2 separate regions of the Mus musculus genome follow, and region 1 is linked to region 2. A link is a loop called in an ENCODE intact Hi-C map of the cell type or tissue named here. Cell type or tissue: heart. All regions are shown on one strand.

The links. Hi-C counts contacts between places; a loop is a spot of excess contacts. Peaks named below come from ENCODE experiments on the same cell type or tissue, not always from the same donor. Only the 100,000 strongest peaks of a DNase experiment are listed, where the experiment ranks them.
Region 1: it touches region 2 in a loop (2.9-fold over the local background); 5 of 42 quality-filtered maps call a loop at or near these places.

The regions. Positions count from the first base shown.
Region 1 is chr5:140,645,243-140,653,242 of GRCm38, reverse strand. It overlaps Ttyh3 (tweety family member 3), which reads left to right and starts at 4,212. Exons shown (of 14, transcript NM_175274.5): 1 at 4,212-4,538. The coding sequence starts at 4,416. In heart, a CTCF peak has its summit at 4,534; DNase peaks (open chromatin) are centred at 422, 3,092, 4,072, 5,262 and 4 weaker places; H3K4me3 peaks cover 3,703 bases; H3K27ac peaks cover 5,604 bases.
Region 2 is chr5:140,700,001-140,708,000 of GRCm38, reverse strand. Iqce (IQ motif containing E) reads left to right here and starts at 5,623. Exons shown (of 23, transcript NM_028833.3): 1 at 5,623-5,819. The coding sequence starts at 5,784. It overlaps Brat1 (BRCA1-associated ATM activator 1), which reads right to left and starts at 2,990. Exons shown (of 14, transcript NM_181066.3): 1 at 2,926-2,990; 2 at 1,905-2,048. The coding sequence starts at 2,031. In heart, no CTCF peak of the experiment used is centred here; DNase peaks (open chromatin) are centred at 1,960, 2,300, 3,110, 5,700 and 1 weaker place; H3K4me3 peaks cover 4,319 bases; H3K27ac peaks cover 4,729 bases.

The DNA of each region.
Region 1 (8,000 bases), 55 kb after region 2:
TGTCTGAGGGGATCTGCTGCTGGGCCCATAGGACTTGAGTCAGTGCTCTGTGGGGCTGAGGCCTCTGGCTGACTTACTGGTTCCCACTGACTTTCTGAAGGTTAGATGAGGCTGTCACCTGTCATTGCTGGCTCAGGTTGTGTTTTGATGGCTCCACAGGCCTCTGAAGACAGTGTTGGCTGGCTGGCGTCTCTCCAAACTCCAGAGACACCAGCCCTCATGGCCAGATTAAAAAGAAATGTCCCTGTGCCTATTCTGTGGTCAGGACGCATCGGCTATCCTGGAGTGTTTCACGGTGGCTAGGTAATCCTGACAGTTGTGTGACCCGAGTGTCACCCTGCCACATGTCAGCACGCACAGGGCCAATCTGGGCCTCCAGTCCTCTCCTCGTCCCTCCTAGTGCTGGTGAGGGCTGATTCCAGAATTGTGAACCTCACTGGATGGGATCCAAACACAGGGAATTCCATTGTTCTGGCTGCGGCCCCACATCTGGGGGCTGGGCCAGGCTGGACATATACAACTGGCTTCTGGCTTTCTCCCACTGGTTGCAGGTCTTGAGACTTCTCAGGAGCCTCAGACCAACCACCTCCCTTCCTAGAGGGATAGCCCCAGAGGACTCCTGACCTCAGTCCCTGGGTCTTCTGTTTGAAATGTTTCTGCAAAGGCGCTCCCTCTGGGTACTCAATCTTCAGTGTTGGCTCCACACAGACTCTTTTTTTCTTTTTTCTTTTTTCCAAGACAGGGTTTCTCTGTGTAGCCCAGGATCTCCTGCAACTTGCTCTGTTGATCAGGTTGGCCTTGAACTTAGAAATCCACCTACCTCTGCCTCTCAAGTATGGCCACCATGCCTGGCTTATGTAGACTTTTTTTTATTCCTGCCTTTAAAAAAATTGTACGAGTGGAATTTGTAAAGATGTACATTTGTGTGCATGCACATTCACCCATGTATATGGGTATAGAGGCCAGAGGTCAACATCATGTAACTTCCTCTATCATTTCCATGTTATTTTTGACATGAGGATCTCTCACCAATTGGCTAGACTGGCTGGCTAGCAGGTCCCCAGGAGCCACTATCTTTGCCTCCTCCCTCTTGGCCTTTGCATGAATGTTAATGGCGTCACATTCATTTGCACAACCAAGCCCTCTACCTACTGAGTGTCTTCGGCTCACAAACCCTACTGGAGGCAAATGAAGGAAGAGAGGGAAAAAGGAGGGAAGAGGCAGGTGGATCTCTGCCTCCTTTTCTAGATAAGGTCCTACAACTTAGCCCAGGTTGACTTCAAATTTGCAACGTGTATGTGTCAGGCTTCAAACTTGTGATCAGCTGCCCAGGTGTGTGACTTCACACCTGGCTTTTGCACATGTCTTTTGGGGAACACAGTTTGTCCATCACTGTGAGTTATTATGTAGTGCACAGGCATTGTGGCCAGATCATAAGAAAATCTCCAATTTGATGAAGCTTCAGAGGTGAAGAACTGGTGAGGGAAGGGTTGGTGGCCTGACACCAATCCATGCTGGTTCCTGACTGGCGGTTGATTCTCTGGATTTCCTGGACAATGGTGGGACCTGGGCCTCAGTTCCTCTTCCTAGAGAGTGGTCAAAAGTCCAGCTTCCAGCCATAGTTGTACTTCGATGGGCAGGAAGAATAACCACAGCTCTGGCCAGACAGAGCTAGCCAAAGTGGGCAGGGTGGAGGGCCTTCCTTCCTGCCCTGTGCCCACAGCCACTACTTGGCATTCTCTCTTTTAACTCCCGTTCTCCCGGGAGACAGGCTGCCAATTTCCTGAGGTTCCTCTCTGCGGTAACTCACGGAGCAGCATTAGGGTGGGGACTCAGTTCCACCAGGGACGTGCTATCTGTCCTGTTCGACGCCGTGTATCAGGGAACCTTTTCTCTATTACATTAAAAACATTTTTAGTGTGTGCATTGGTGTTTTGCCTACAAGGATGCTGGTGCGAGGGTGTCAGATTTCCCGGAACTGTAGCTACAGACAGTTGTGAGCTGCCATGTGTGTTCTGGGAATTGACACCGAATCCTCTGGAAGAAGAGTCAGTGCTTACAACTGCTGAGCCATCTCTCCAGCCCTTACAATTAATTTTTTACTCTGTGCACAGCGCACACTTGGTGGTCAGAGGAACAATGTGTGGAGTCTCCCGTGGAGACCATGTGGAGGGTGGGCTTGAACTCAGACCATCAAGCTTGGCTGCAAGACCTTTACCTGCTCAGCCACCCTCCCTGCTTCTTCTACTTTAGACCCTTGTAACTTTTCCTTCAGGAGTTGTCCCCAGGAAAGGGTTTCACTGACCAAACACACGACTAATGAATCAAAATTAGCACATTTCCTGTGTCCCCTTCCTCCTCCACCTCCCTTTTTAGATAAGGTCTTAAAGCTTAGCCCAGGCTGACTTCAGATTTGCAATGTGATGTACCAGGCTTCAAACTTGTGATCAGCTGCCCAGGTGTGTGACTTCATACCTGGCTTTTGCACATCTTTTGGGGGTATGAAATTTGTCCATCATAGTGAGTATGTAATGCACAGGTATTGTAGCCTGATCAGAAGAAAATCTCCATTTTGGTGAGACTTCTGGTGATGGGAGAGGTAACTCCCAGATCTCACATCTATGTGTATGAACCTTGGACATCAGTTACTGTTGTTGGGACTAAGCAAGGATGCAGGGCTCTCTATGGGAGGTGCTGAAGCAGAGGCCAGAAACTTTCCCAGCCTGTGATGACCGTCTCTGATGTTACTGTTCATCTTTGGACTCCTAAAGGCAGAGCTGGGGGCAGAGCTACTCTCGGCTCTACAGGAAATCTAGCCAGGTGCGGGCATCTCACCTGCTGCACTGACTCTGTCTGGCAAGTGCTCATTTGACACTAGGAGGAAAGCTCGGCCTGGGGGTGGGGCGAGGGGGAACAGCCATTGCTGTGTGGCCCTGGAGTAAGAAGCCTAAGAACTTCTTACCTATCGCTGCAGGCTGATTCCCAGCTAGGTAGCTTCCTCCAGCCATCCAGAACATTGAAACCCACAGCTCTGTAAAGGGCCCCTGCCCTCGGGCCAGAGTGCAAGGAAGGAGATGCCTCAGGCAGTTGCATGAACTGAAAGACAGGTCTGTCAGGAAGCCACTGTCCAGCTGAGGAGTGAGGCTACCTAGCCGATGGAGAAGCTGCATGTGTCTAGTTTCTAAGAACATAAGGCCCCAGGGTTGTGAGTGCACAGAGCCAAGTGGATATGTTCGCTCCACCCGGGGAGAAGCAAGAACTGCCCCCCTGCCCCCATGACCTTTCTATAGGCTGTGTCCTGACCAGTAGCCTAGTTTCCAAGATGGGATACAGGGAACTTTCTTTACATCTTCCTTTTGCATCTTTAGAATGATGCAAGCAAGTGAGGTGCGGCGGTTCAGGCCTGTTATCCCAGTACCTGGGAGGCTGAAGCAAGAGGACTGCCAAGTTTGAGGCTAGGCTGAGCAATTTACAGAGATCCCGCGACAGAAAAAGTAAAACAGGGGATTGGGGATTTAGGTCGGTGGTAGAGTGCCTGGCTTGCATGCGTAAGGCCCTGGTTCCATAACTGAAATTAAAGCAGGTGGGTATTCAATCTATCTGCCCATTATCGCCTTACACGCGGCTTTATGGCTTATGCGCCAGGCTTTGTTCTGAGCACTTCACACTCGGTTTATCTCCGCAACGCCTTTTCTCAGACTACAACACTGATACCGAGAGGCTAAGTCATTCGCCCAAGAGCACACAGCTGCAGCTCCCGAATGCAGATCATGTCCATCCTAGAGACAGGTCACTGGTTCCCTGGCAGGTCCTTATGAGGGCTGCGTGGAAACCGGATCAAACCAGAGAGCAAAGGCATGGGTCGGAGAGGATGCTACACGTGAGCTTTGGATTCCAGCCTTCGTGGTCTACAGGGAAGAAATGGCTGAAGAGGTTGAGGGTCCTGCCTAAACCGAGAGGTGTAGGCAAAAAGACCAATGGTAACGCAGGGGGCAGGGCCTATGGGAGAAATGCCAATGGCAGTCCGGAGGCAGAGACTGCCCTGGTATGGGCGGGGTCTGCGTGGTGCCGACCAATAGCATTGTGTGGGGCGGGGCCGAATGTCCGGGAGGGCGGTTGGGGTGGGGCCTGAGGGCGGTGGGCCTATGGCGGTGTGGGGGTGGAGCCTGAAGGCGAGCGGGCGGGTGCGCGGAGGGGGCGGCGGCAGCGGCGGTGAACAAAGAGGCGGCGGGCGCGGGCGGCCGAGCGGAGCCGAGCGCAGCCGAGCCGGGCCGAGCCGGGCCGAGCCGGGCCGGGCCAGGGCCCCTGGAAGCGGGCACGATGAGGGCAGCTGAGCAGGGGTCGGCGGGTCCCTGAGCCCCGTGCATCCGGCAGCGAGGGAAGCCCGGCGCAGCGCCCGTGGCCGCCCGCCCGCCATGGCCGGGGTCAGCTACGCGGCGCCCTGGTGGGTGAGCCTCCTGCACCGGCTGCCGCACTTCGACCTGCGGTGGGAGGCCACCAGCAGCCAATTCCGGCCCGAGGACGCCGACTACCAGCAGGTGACGCGCGCCCCCGGGTGCGGGGTCAGGGGCCCCGGGTCATGGCCCCTCCCAAGGAGCTGGAGCTTCCCCATCCCCTTTCATTCTAGGAGTCGCCTCCCGTTCACTGATAACCTTTCCAGGGATTAATGTCGAACACCCCCTGGAAGGTGTTCAGCCCCTCTGTGTCACCAGGGCCTCCGATCCGGATTGACGGAGCTGCCTCCCTCCCCTGATAGACCCTCTTCTGATCCTATGGGTTCCTGGTAGGCCCGTCTTCATCCTTTGGGCAGTCAGCTTCTCCCCAGCAGAGCCCCCGCTAGCCAAGGCTGGATCCCTGGGTTCAGGCAGGAGGGTATTCCTCGTTCTCTTTCCCCAGCTAGGGAATCCCTTTGCCAGACTGTTGGTGGGTGAGGAGCCTGGGCCATCGCCAGCCTTCTGTGGCTGCTAATGACCCCTTGCTTCACGGTCAGGCTGTGGGATGTACACAGGGTGTCGTGTGGTTGTGGGAAACCAGGGTGCCAGCAGTCTCTCTACCCAGGGTGGAAAATGAGGCCTGGCTGAAGTGGGGTGAGTGGGCCTCCGTCTGGGCTGGGGGCCATGGGGCACTTGGCAGCCCTCTCCCTGCGAAGCCCTAAGTCTGGCGTCCTGCCAAGTCCCAGCACCACCCCCACTACTGAACCACTGTCATTTGAGTGCAGAGCAGGGGGACTAGGGCTGTGGGCTTTTCCTTCCTGCTCCAGATTCCAGAAAAAAAAGAATGATCAGCCCACTTGGTCACTAAGCACCTCACAGTTTCTCTCCGGCGGCTCCTGGGACAGACAGTAGCCTGGGAATCAAGTACTCCTGGGGCTGTGCCAAATATCTCTGCCGCCATCCTCATCTTACTGAAGTTGAGGGTGAGAGAACACAGGACTGTCCCTGCTCCCACTCTCTGCCTACCTGACCCCAGCTCCAGTAGCTGATGGTGTTCCTGAGCAGATTAGAACAGGTGTGAGGGGTAGAGCAAAACCTGAGTCCTGAAAGACAGCAAGGAGATGCACCCGGGACCCAGGACCTCACCTGGGGATTTTGTGGGGAAGACCAGGCCCGGGTGAGGTGGAGGGACACGTGTGGTTTTCTTACTGTGTGATGGTATTGTTATGCTCTTTCTTGAAAGAACTCTATGAGCTATTCTTGGAAAGTTGCCTTCCTAGGGTTTGCCTGATGGTCAGTTTTGATGGTCCACTGGCACACAGGGCAGCCAGGTAGCATTTCCTGAGGTCAGTGGGCTGCCACCTGCTTCTGCTGCAGGAGGAACTTGCTAGTGACAGGGAAAGGGTGAGGATTCAGTCCCTGCAGCTCTTGGGAATCTGAAGGTAGTGAGTGGTTCAGGCCCGGCTCTGTAGGTCTTTAGATCTATGGGCCCGCAGCTCTGTGGCCCCAGTTGAGCCTGGTCCTGCCTGCTTTTGCTGCTCCACTGTGGGAGGCCTCTGACTCACGCTCCCTCCTGCCTCCTCTCCCAGGAGCAGAATTAGCCACTGAATAATTCACGGTGTGGAACCCAGCCTGGCTCCATCCCCCGCCGCCTCCGCTCCCGAAGCCAGGGCTATGGATGTGCATGGTGCCCCTGCCCTCTGAGCTGATGCTGTAGGCAACCGCTCAGGGTCTCTGAGCTTCGTCACTTCATCTTGAAATTGGGACTGATGGTTTTGCAGGGTCGCCTGTGGGGAGAAAGTCAGGAGTCCCCATTCTGGATGGGCGGGTGGATAATGGTTTCTCACAGGCTCCATCCCATCTTCCCTGGTGAGGTATTGCTAACTCCATGTGTAGTTGTGTATACATGCATGTCGGGATGGCTGTCCTGTCCTAGGGTACCCTCTCTGTAATCCACCATACCTGAACTGTGTCCCTCTAGGGAAGAAAGCTGCTGCGTCTCCCAGCCTGGGGATACCAGACTTGTCTTTTGCTCTCTTTTACACTCATGGCCCAATGTCTGGAGCCTGATGGAACCCACAATTAGACTCCCAGTCAGGCCCTGTGTAGAGCTGCCTGTTCTTGCCTCCTTTCACGCAGGGCTATGCAGCTGTCTGTGTTGTACACCCTAAGGCTTAGCCTCAGTCAGGGAGCATTGGGGGAGACCTTTTACCCATACCTCCTGGACCCCACAGCAGGGGTGGGCTGGCTCTTGCAAGGGTATCTCAGACCCTGCTGCTACCTGGACTGGTGAGAAACCAGTCCAGAACCAGTGTATGTATGTAAAACCAGCATGGAGCATCAGCACGCCGTGCAGCTTTTACCCAGGAGATGGTGGGAGGTCGCACACTGTAGTGTTAGAACTGAGTGTCTCCGAGCATGGTCGGTCCCCTCTTAGAAGCCTGTGACAGTGCTGAGTGGAAGGACCACCCGGAGTCACTCACCTGGTGGAAGCTCTTGGCATCTTCATGATGGGAGGGGCTCTTCAGTCTGGTCTGGTTCTATGCTGGTTTCTTACCAGGCAGTCCCCTGGTTAGGCTCCTCCAGAGTTGGGCTGTCCCCAGCAGGCATCTGTGTGGATAGGTGAATTCCTAGCAGTAGACACAAAGGGACCCAGAGGCTCTGGGACCTGACATGGCCCACAGCCAGCTTGTCCTGACTGGTGTTTTGATTTTCATTTGGTTCTGGCTGTCTGTAGTCCCTAGGCTTAGGCATCAGACCCCTCTCAGAGTAGAGTATTGACACCTTCTGACCTCATTCTGGTGTGGGTAAATATCTCCTTACTTATCCTCTATAAGCCCTCGTGAACCTGCTTCTATCCAATTCATGTTCTTTGCTTCCAGTTTCTCTATGTCTGGTTCATGGTCTCTATCAGTTCAAGGCAGGCCCAGAGATGTTTGCTGATGGAGAGCTGTTATTGCTAATGATGGGGTCAAGAGAAGAGGCTCTGGGGCTTGGCAGTCCGAGAAGGCTTCCTGGAGGAGATACTACCTAGCCTGCCATGGAAACTACCAGCCTAGGTTTGGGGCTCTCCAGCTTTCTCTCTGACTCACTGTGCACCAGCCCAGCCCTGGTATACAGAGGGCCAGCAGCACACTAGCCATCCAGATAGCTGGTAGCATTTGCCTGCTATTTAGCCAGCCTGTGGGACCATTTCCCATCAGTCCTGAGGCTCAGATGCCCGATAAGACTTACGGGAAGCCAGGCATGGCGGTGCAAACCTGTCATCCCAGCTACTCAGTAGTCAAGTTCAAGGCCATCCAGGCCTGCAGAATGAGTTCAAACCCAGCAATTTAGCAGATCCTATCTTGTAAAAGGGGGATGTAGGGTGGGGGTAGAGAATGCAGCTTAGCACTTGCCTAGCTCTGGGTTTGATCTGCTGCAACATCAATTAAAAGGGAGGGAGGGACCTAGGCGGTGTAGTCAGGGCCTGAGAAAGAGCCCTAAATAACGGGAACAAAGTAGGCAAAGGCGTGAGGCGGAGAAGCCCAGGTGTGTCATCCCAGAGACCCTCTGTCCGAATGGCAC
Region 2 (8,000 bases):
CATTTTATATGCATTTTCAAGATAGGATGTCCTTCTGTAACCCAGGTTGACCCTGAACTATGTAGCCCAGGCTGGCCTCAAATTTGTAGCAACCCATCTGTCCTGGCCTCCCAAGTGTTGAGATTGTAGACCTGAGTCACCATGCCCCGCTGAACTGGTAAACTTTGAATGGGTGGACTCTGTGCATGTGAATCATATCTCAATAAAGCCGTTTAAGAATACTTGCAGGACAGATGTAGTGGTACACACACTTAAACATGGCAGACGGAGGCAGAGCCAGGTAGACCTCTGAGTTCAAAGCCAGTCTGGTCTACACAGTAAGTCCAGGCCCAGCCAGGGCTACACAGCTGAACCAAAAAACAAGCTGCCTCCAAAAAACAAGATGGTTCAGTGGGTAACAGTGCCTGTCCTTCAATCACGAGGACCTGAGTTCAAATCCTCAGCACTCATATAAAAGACTGGGCATAGCTGCAAAAGCCTCTAATCCTAACTAGAGAATCCCAAGAGCTTCCTGGGCGGCCCAGTCTCCTGTAATAACAGACCTTGCCTCGAGGCAATAAGGTGGATGGAGACGAATGGCAGAAGATATAATGTCCTCCTGCCCTGCTCTGACCTTCCGAAGTACATGTCTGGGTGTGCATGCAACACACACACACATGCAAGCACACAGACATGTATCACACATATATAAAAACACGAGGCCAGGTATACTAGCATACTCTTTTAATCACAGCACTCAGGAGGCAAAGGCAGGAGGATCTCAGAGTTCAATGGTTCGAAGCCAGTGTGGTCTATAAAGAGAGAAGGACAGTCAAGGATACAAAGAGAAACCATGTCTCAAAAAGCAAAATACACAAATTCAAAACCTAATTACAAAAGTACAAGGCAATAAACCTTGTAGGATTCAACTAACATGTTACCTTTTAATCATTTTAAATTCCATAACTTAGAAAACAGGTGAGACAAAACACAAAAGAAAAGGTAAGGGCTGGGGTTGAAGCTCAGTTGATCAAGGGCTTGCCTGCTATGTAGGAAGCCCTGGCTCTATCCTCAGCATCTAATACAAACAGGGTGTGATGGTATATACCGCACCATCCCAGCATCCAGATCTACACAAGGGAGGACCAGAGGTTCAAGGTCATCCTTGGCTACGTTAGAATATGCTTCAAAAGAAAAGAAAAAGAACAGAATAAGCCAAAGAAGAAATGAAGGAAGGAATTAATGACAAGACAAGGCTAATGGAACCTGTCTGAAGAACATGATCAACCAATCAAACAGGAGAGGTAAAATTTTCATTTGCCCAGGAACTCTCATGCTCAAGGAAAACCAGTATAGCACTTAAAAAAAAAAAAAAAAAAAAAAAAGAGTCGTGTGCGCACTCCTTTAATCCCAGCGCTCAGGAGGCAGACACTGGCAGATCTCTGAGTTCCAGGTCAGCCTGGTCTACAAAGTGATTTCCAGGACAGCCAGAGCTACACAGAGAAACCCTGTTTCAGGAGAAAAAAAAAATGGAAACACATACAACAATGCCAGTGATTAAATTAAGGTCCACCCACACAGAAAGGATGTAACTCTGGCTGGCCTTGAACCCAAATTTAGCGTTGTTAATGTCCTCTTGTCTTGGCTTTTAGATGACAGGTCCCACCACACCCACCCAGAGATCTGACTTCTTCAAGACAAGCCAGATACATAGAAGACAGCAAAACAAGGTAGGTGCGTGCTCTGCAAACTCCTAATGTGAACTGTGGTCGGAGCCAATGGGACTGTCACTACATGACTCCACAGTTCAGGTCAGTCCCTAGTACTCCATCTCCCCTCTCCCTGATCAGCCACAGCCACAGGGCCTCAAGGAAATGAAGTAAAGACACCACGTGGATGGACAATTCTCTAAGCCGTGTCCTCACCTGCCTCTGTCACTGTTTTAAACCAGTCCAGCAGTTTCTCCAAGCAGGTGTCATCTGCCACCAGCTGTCTGGGATCTGCCAAAACAGCACAGAGAGCCGGGAGGAGCCTGGAGCATTCTGGGTCCATGATCAGGCAGGCAGTTCCTACAGAGGAAGGGAGAGGTCAGCCACAGATTTGATACCAACTACCCTAGTTACAGGCAGCCTAACTGGGGGATGGGCCCAGACAACTTCACGTGGACCAGAACTCTTTTTTTTTTTTTCCTGAGACAGAGTTTCTTTGTGTAGCCTTGGCTGTCCTGGAACTCACTCTGTAGACCAGGCTGGCCTCGAACTCAGGAATCCGCCTGCCTCTGCCTCCCAAGTGCTGGGATTAAAGGCAAGCCACCACTGCCCTGTGGACCAGAACTCTTAAGTCCACAAAGATGCTAAGCTCAGTCCAGGGGAACCTGGACAAGAGGATTGAGCCCTAGAAGCTGCTCTGTGGGTGAGGACAGGTTAGTCAGAGCCACAAGGCCTTTGCTGTCAAAGCCTGTTAACTTGGGGGTTTGGTGTTATGGGGTGGGGGTGTAGCTGTCTATTAACCTAGCTGCGAGAACAGTCAGGGGATCAGCCAGGTGCGCAGGAGACTGTTCACCCAGGCACCTGATCCCTAAATCCGTTCCCAACGGTCAAGAGAAACCTGGATGAGACAATCCTCCAAGCCACGGAGGAGTGCGCAGGAAGGTGGGTGTCACAGCCCAAGTCGATAGAGGCTGCAAGTGACAACCCCGCGGCCTCCAACTAAGTGTCTCTTCAAGACAGAAATATGCATCTTGGAGGGCAATGATTTTTGTGCTGTCTGGACCCTGACATGCATCGTCCGTACCTCCCAAATCCGGGTAAGAGGTGCGCTCTCGGCGACTGCGAGTTAGCCTAGGGGTTCTAATCCCGCCCCCGCATCCCTCCGCTACGGGAATTAGGCCCGAGAGTGCAAAATGCACCATTAGACTGCCTGGCCGAAGCTCGAACTCCGCCTTACCAGGATCTCCACCCCGGCCTGCGTGCGCCTCGCCCGCTGAGGTTCCGGTGTCTAAGGCAGGCCCCGCCTTCCCCTCCGCAAATTCCGCTTTACGCTGGCCGAGGCCCCGCCCTCCCCAGGTCCTGCCCCATCTCAGAGTTCGCTTCACGCAACGCGAGCCTGGCCCAACAGCACAGGCCCCGCCCCGCCGCGGGAATTGGCTCCACCTCGCCAGCTTCAAGTCTCACTCCGCCTTCAACGAGGCCCCACCCCTCAGACACCGCCCCTGACGGAAGTTCCTCTCCACGTTGCTATAGGCTCCGCCCCTCAGTGTTGCTCGGGTTTCCGTCTCCACAGGCCCCGCCCTAAGTCTGTACCACGTGACGGACATGGGGAGGGGTGTAAAGAGCGGGGTTGACGCGCTTGGAGACCAGTGATGACCCTGCCGTTCCGATCACCCCTAAGGTTCAAACCCTGTAAACGCGCTCCAGCTGTGTGCAGTTTGGCATTTTCACACTGTATCAATCTCTCGGAATTATCACGTCCCCGCCAGGGCGTTCTATGGTACGTGCCCACGCAGGCAGTGGGCGGAGCGTCCCCAGGCGGGCTCGGTGTGGGCGTGGCTTTCCGCTGGGAGGCAAGGCCTCGCTGGCCTCAGGCCACGTGTCTAGGCTTTTTTTTTTTTCCTTTGGTTTTTCGAGACAGGGTTTCTCTGTACAGCCCTGGCTGTCCTGGAACTCACTTTGTAGACCAGGCTGGCCTCGAACTCAGAAATCCGCCTGCCTCTGCCTCCGGAGTGCTGGGATTAAAGGCGTGCACCACCACACCCGCCTTGTGTCTAGGCTTTTAAGGTCTCCGAATTTTACTGGGTCTTCTAGCCCTTGCTTTCAGCTTTAGCGTTAGGTGTGGGCAGCAGCAGGTGAGTCAGCACAGCCGGTGCTGAAACCCTCGGTTCCCACAGCGGGTAGCGCTAAACTCCGGGGTCTAGAGTGTCAGGACCCTCCAGTCACCAAAGCCTGTATTTCTGTAGCTCTTCACAGCCCCAGTCCTCTATCCCCGCTTGCCTTCTGTCTGCCATCCATTGTTACCAACTCTTCACAACTTCAGCCTGCTCTTCTAATAAAGATTAAAAGTAGGCCATCGGGAACTAGAGAGATGGGTCAGTGGTAAAGAATACCTTTTACTCTTCCAGAGGAACAGAGTTTGGTTCCCAGCCCCGAGGTCTCACACACACACATACACACACACACACACACACACAATCTCTTTTAGGGCATGGTTCCCGAATGCCTAGAGATAGAGTAAGATAATGCTCATCTGCCCTGGAAATCAGACCTGTGAGCTTGGTTGTCTCTATCTTGGTAATGGGAGACCCCAGCATGTTGGGCTTCTGCAGAAAATATCACTGCAGGCTGGAGAGATGGCTCAGCTGTTGAGAGCACTGACTGCTCTTCCTAGAAGTCCTGAGTTCAATTCCCAGCAACCACATGGTGGCTCACAGCCATCTGTAACGGATTCTGGTGTATCTGAAGACAGCTACTGTGTAGTCATACACATTAAATAAATAAACAGGGTTTCACTGTGTAGCTCTGACTGTCCTGGAACTCTATAGACCAGGCTAGCCTCAAACTCAGAAATCTGCCTGCCTCTGCCTCTGCCTCTGCCTCCCAAGTGTTAGGATTAAAGGCATGTTCCACCACTGCCAGGCTAATAAATAAAATCTTAAAAAAAACAAAACCAAAAAACTACTCTGCGTTTACATACTGAGTCTGGGCTGTTATTCTTTGGCAAATCATGGGTCCTTAGACAAGCAAGAAAAAAAAAACCTCCCAGGAGAATCCTTGTATTAAGCTTAATGTTGCAAAGCCACCCAGTTGCAGAGAGCTGTTTACTCAAAAAAATGAATGTGTGCTGGGGAATAGTCCCTTTGCAAGCCTAAGAACAGGAGTCGCCAGAATCCATAAAGGAGATGGGATGGGGGCGGAAGGGGACAAAATAAAAGGAGGGCATAGCGATACACATTTGTAACCCCAGCATTGATGAGGCAGACAGGATCACGCGCGCGCGTGCGCGCGCGTGTACACACACACACACACACACAGAGGCAAATGACATACTGTTTTCATCTATCACTGGCCTGCTGGGCCACCAGGGAAGTGCTCCCTATCTGGCCTGGGTTGGAAAGCCACGGAATCCTGGAGAGTTCAGAGAGGCTTGTGATAGCAAACCGTCAGCTGAGGGTTTAAAGCAGTTGGTGCTGGCCCATGGGCAGTCTTATCCTCATGGCGCCAGACCCCAGGTCTAACAACTAGGGAGTCAGTCACCTTGGCCCCCAACATCTCAGTTTCTTTACAGAAAAAAAACAAACATGTAAATAGGCTGATGTCCCCAATCTCAAATCTTGCGTATCGTTAAGGATGGTGCTTTATGCTCTCTTTTCAACTCAACATGGCGACCCTCGGAACCTCTGCCCACTGGACTACATAGTTGCAGCCAGTGTTTGCCGAAATCCAACCCGGGCTCCTGAAGTTGGATCTGAGAGCATGGCTTCCAGGTAGAAAGTTAGTATTGCCTGCGGGAAGCCAATTAATTCACGCATCCCACGAAACAAAACAAAACAAAACAACAACCAAAAAAAAAAAAAAAAAGCCCACAAGACCACAAGAACGGATTGCGCCGTGCAACCCCGGGAGAGTGCTTGGTAGGCCCCTTGCTCGCGCACACTTTGCGCGTGCACAAGATTCGTCGGGCTCCGGAGGAAGGACCACATCCGGGGCTCTGTGGCCGCGGCACGGTTGCCATGGTACCAGGGCGGCTGGCAGGCCTCCCAAGCCGAGGGCAGAGCTCGCAGGACCCGGAGGCCGCGCAGCGCTGCCGCTATGAGCCTGGGCACCACAGATATAGCCTCGGAGACGGTAAGGAGCCTTGGGGCGGAGGGAGGAAGGGCGCACGGTGGCAGCCAGCTCCGGCAGGCCGATTATTACCGCACAAGAGCCATCTCCGGGCGTCGGCCGCCACCGTGCCCGCGCCCCAGCAGCCTCTAGCTCCCGCCTGCGCTCGCGGAGGCCACTACTTCCAGGAAGCCCCCGGGACTGCGCCCCTCCCGCACGCGCTGCGGGTCTGAGGCTGCAGCCGGCCGACGATAAGCTCCTCTCGTAAGTGTTGCTGTAGGCTGTGGTCTCGCGACTCCCCGGAGCGATCCAGGGCAAGGGGGAAGTCCTGTCCCCAGCCTCCCCCAAGGCTAGTTTTGCACGGGTCCGGGAGTCATCTCTGGAAGAGGTGTGCCTCTCTCACTCTCTGCGTGTCGGTATCAAGTGAACTTTGTACATTCCGGGGGGCGGTGGGAGAGGGGCGGTGGCTATAGGACAGGGCAATAGGCTGATGTAGGGAGCAGCTTGGTACAGGTTTAGAGCCAGTAGGAGCATTAAATGTAAAGGCCGCAAGGCCGGGGAAAGTAGCACACCGGAAAGCAAGCTTTTGGAGTTGAGATTTAGAAGGGCACTGAGGGAGGTAGGCAGGGACCTGGCCATGGTGAAATATGACTTTCAAGGGTCCAGGGGACGCCTGTGAGAGCCTCCACAACAGACTGAACGACTAAGCCTTAGGTCAGCAGAGAGCAGCTGGGATTCCCTACTTGTTCCTGCACTCGAAGCTTTCCAAGATTTGCCTAGTTTTGGAGGTCGCTCTCTCAACACTGCCTTCAGTAGCTGCCCCCAGTAACTGCTCCCTCATCTCTGTTTTTTGGGTGCTACTGGGGACTGAAACCCTCATGCCAGACTAGAGCGCTACAGATAAACCTCCCCAGCTGGGTCACTGGGGGATTCTAGGCAAGCACTTAATTTCTGACTACCACTGAGCGCCCCCCACCCGCACCCCTCACCGGGCTCGCTCGCAGAACTGCATCTCCAGACCTTTAAGAAGTTAAAACCATCCCCACTAAGGGTGGGACTTGGTGGGGGAAGACTTCGAACCGGATGTAAAGTAAATGAATAAATTAATGAAATTTCTTGTGTTGAGATTACAAAGATAGTTCATGACTCTTTCAATACATATGGCAAGTTACCATAACCTAGCCATCCACAGAAATCCAATTAATATAAATTGTGTTTCTCATATGCATCTCCTCCCATACATTTTTAAAAAAGAGATCATATTTCTACAGTTGTATAACTCTTACCATTAATTTTGTTGCTAGCATTTTCGGTATTTTTTTTTAAACGCTCTTTGTATGTAGCCCAGGTTGGCCTCAAATTCAGCCTCCTCCTGCCTCAGCTTGCCAGATCCTAGGATTACAGGCTTGCACCTCCAGGAGGTTGGTGTTCCAAAATGTAACCAAGGACTGGGGAGACTGGGCTCAGTGGATAAAATGCTTGCCTGCACTCCCGAACCCACATCCAAGACCCATGGGTATGGCTGCTGCCTGTAATTCCAAATGCTCAGGAGTTGAAGACAGGGGAACTCCCTGGGCAAGCTGGCTAGCTAGACTAGCTACAACTGGGTTTAGCAAGAGAGCCTAGGTCACAGTGGAAAGGCGTGAAAGCAGTCACAGGGTCTGTTTCAGACCTCCCTCCACAAGCATGCACACACAGACGCACATACACAAATAGGCAGCCAGATAGAGCTCCATTCCGAGCAGTTCACAATTGCTTAGAAGTCCACCTCCAGGGTATCCCGCAACCTCTTCTGGCACCTGGCACCTGCATACATGCACACATGTACACACACACACACACACACACACACACACACACACAAATAGAGTTTACATATCTTTAAATAGAAAGCATGACATTAAAAGGTGTGTATGCAAAACTTCTGCCAGAAGATGGGCAGAGTCTCATCATTCTTTGAATAGTAGCAGAGTACCCCCGGGGGTGCTGAAACAGCGGGGGTTAAGGGGGGATGGCTTGCTTCTCTTGACTTGAGAACTCTTACTAAAGGCACACTGTTGGCCTGAGAACCCACCACACCCCTGTGGGTATGTGAGTATGGACACCCCTACCCTCACCCCCCACCCCCGGTCAGGCACTCCTCTTCCTGTGTGTGTTCGTGAATGGAGGGCAGAGGAATGTCATGTGACATGTTAGGCTGGCTGG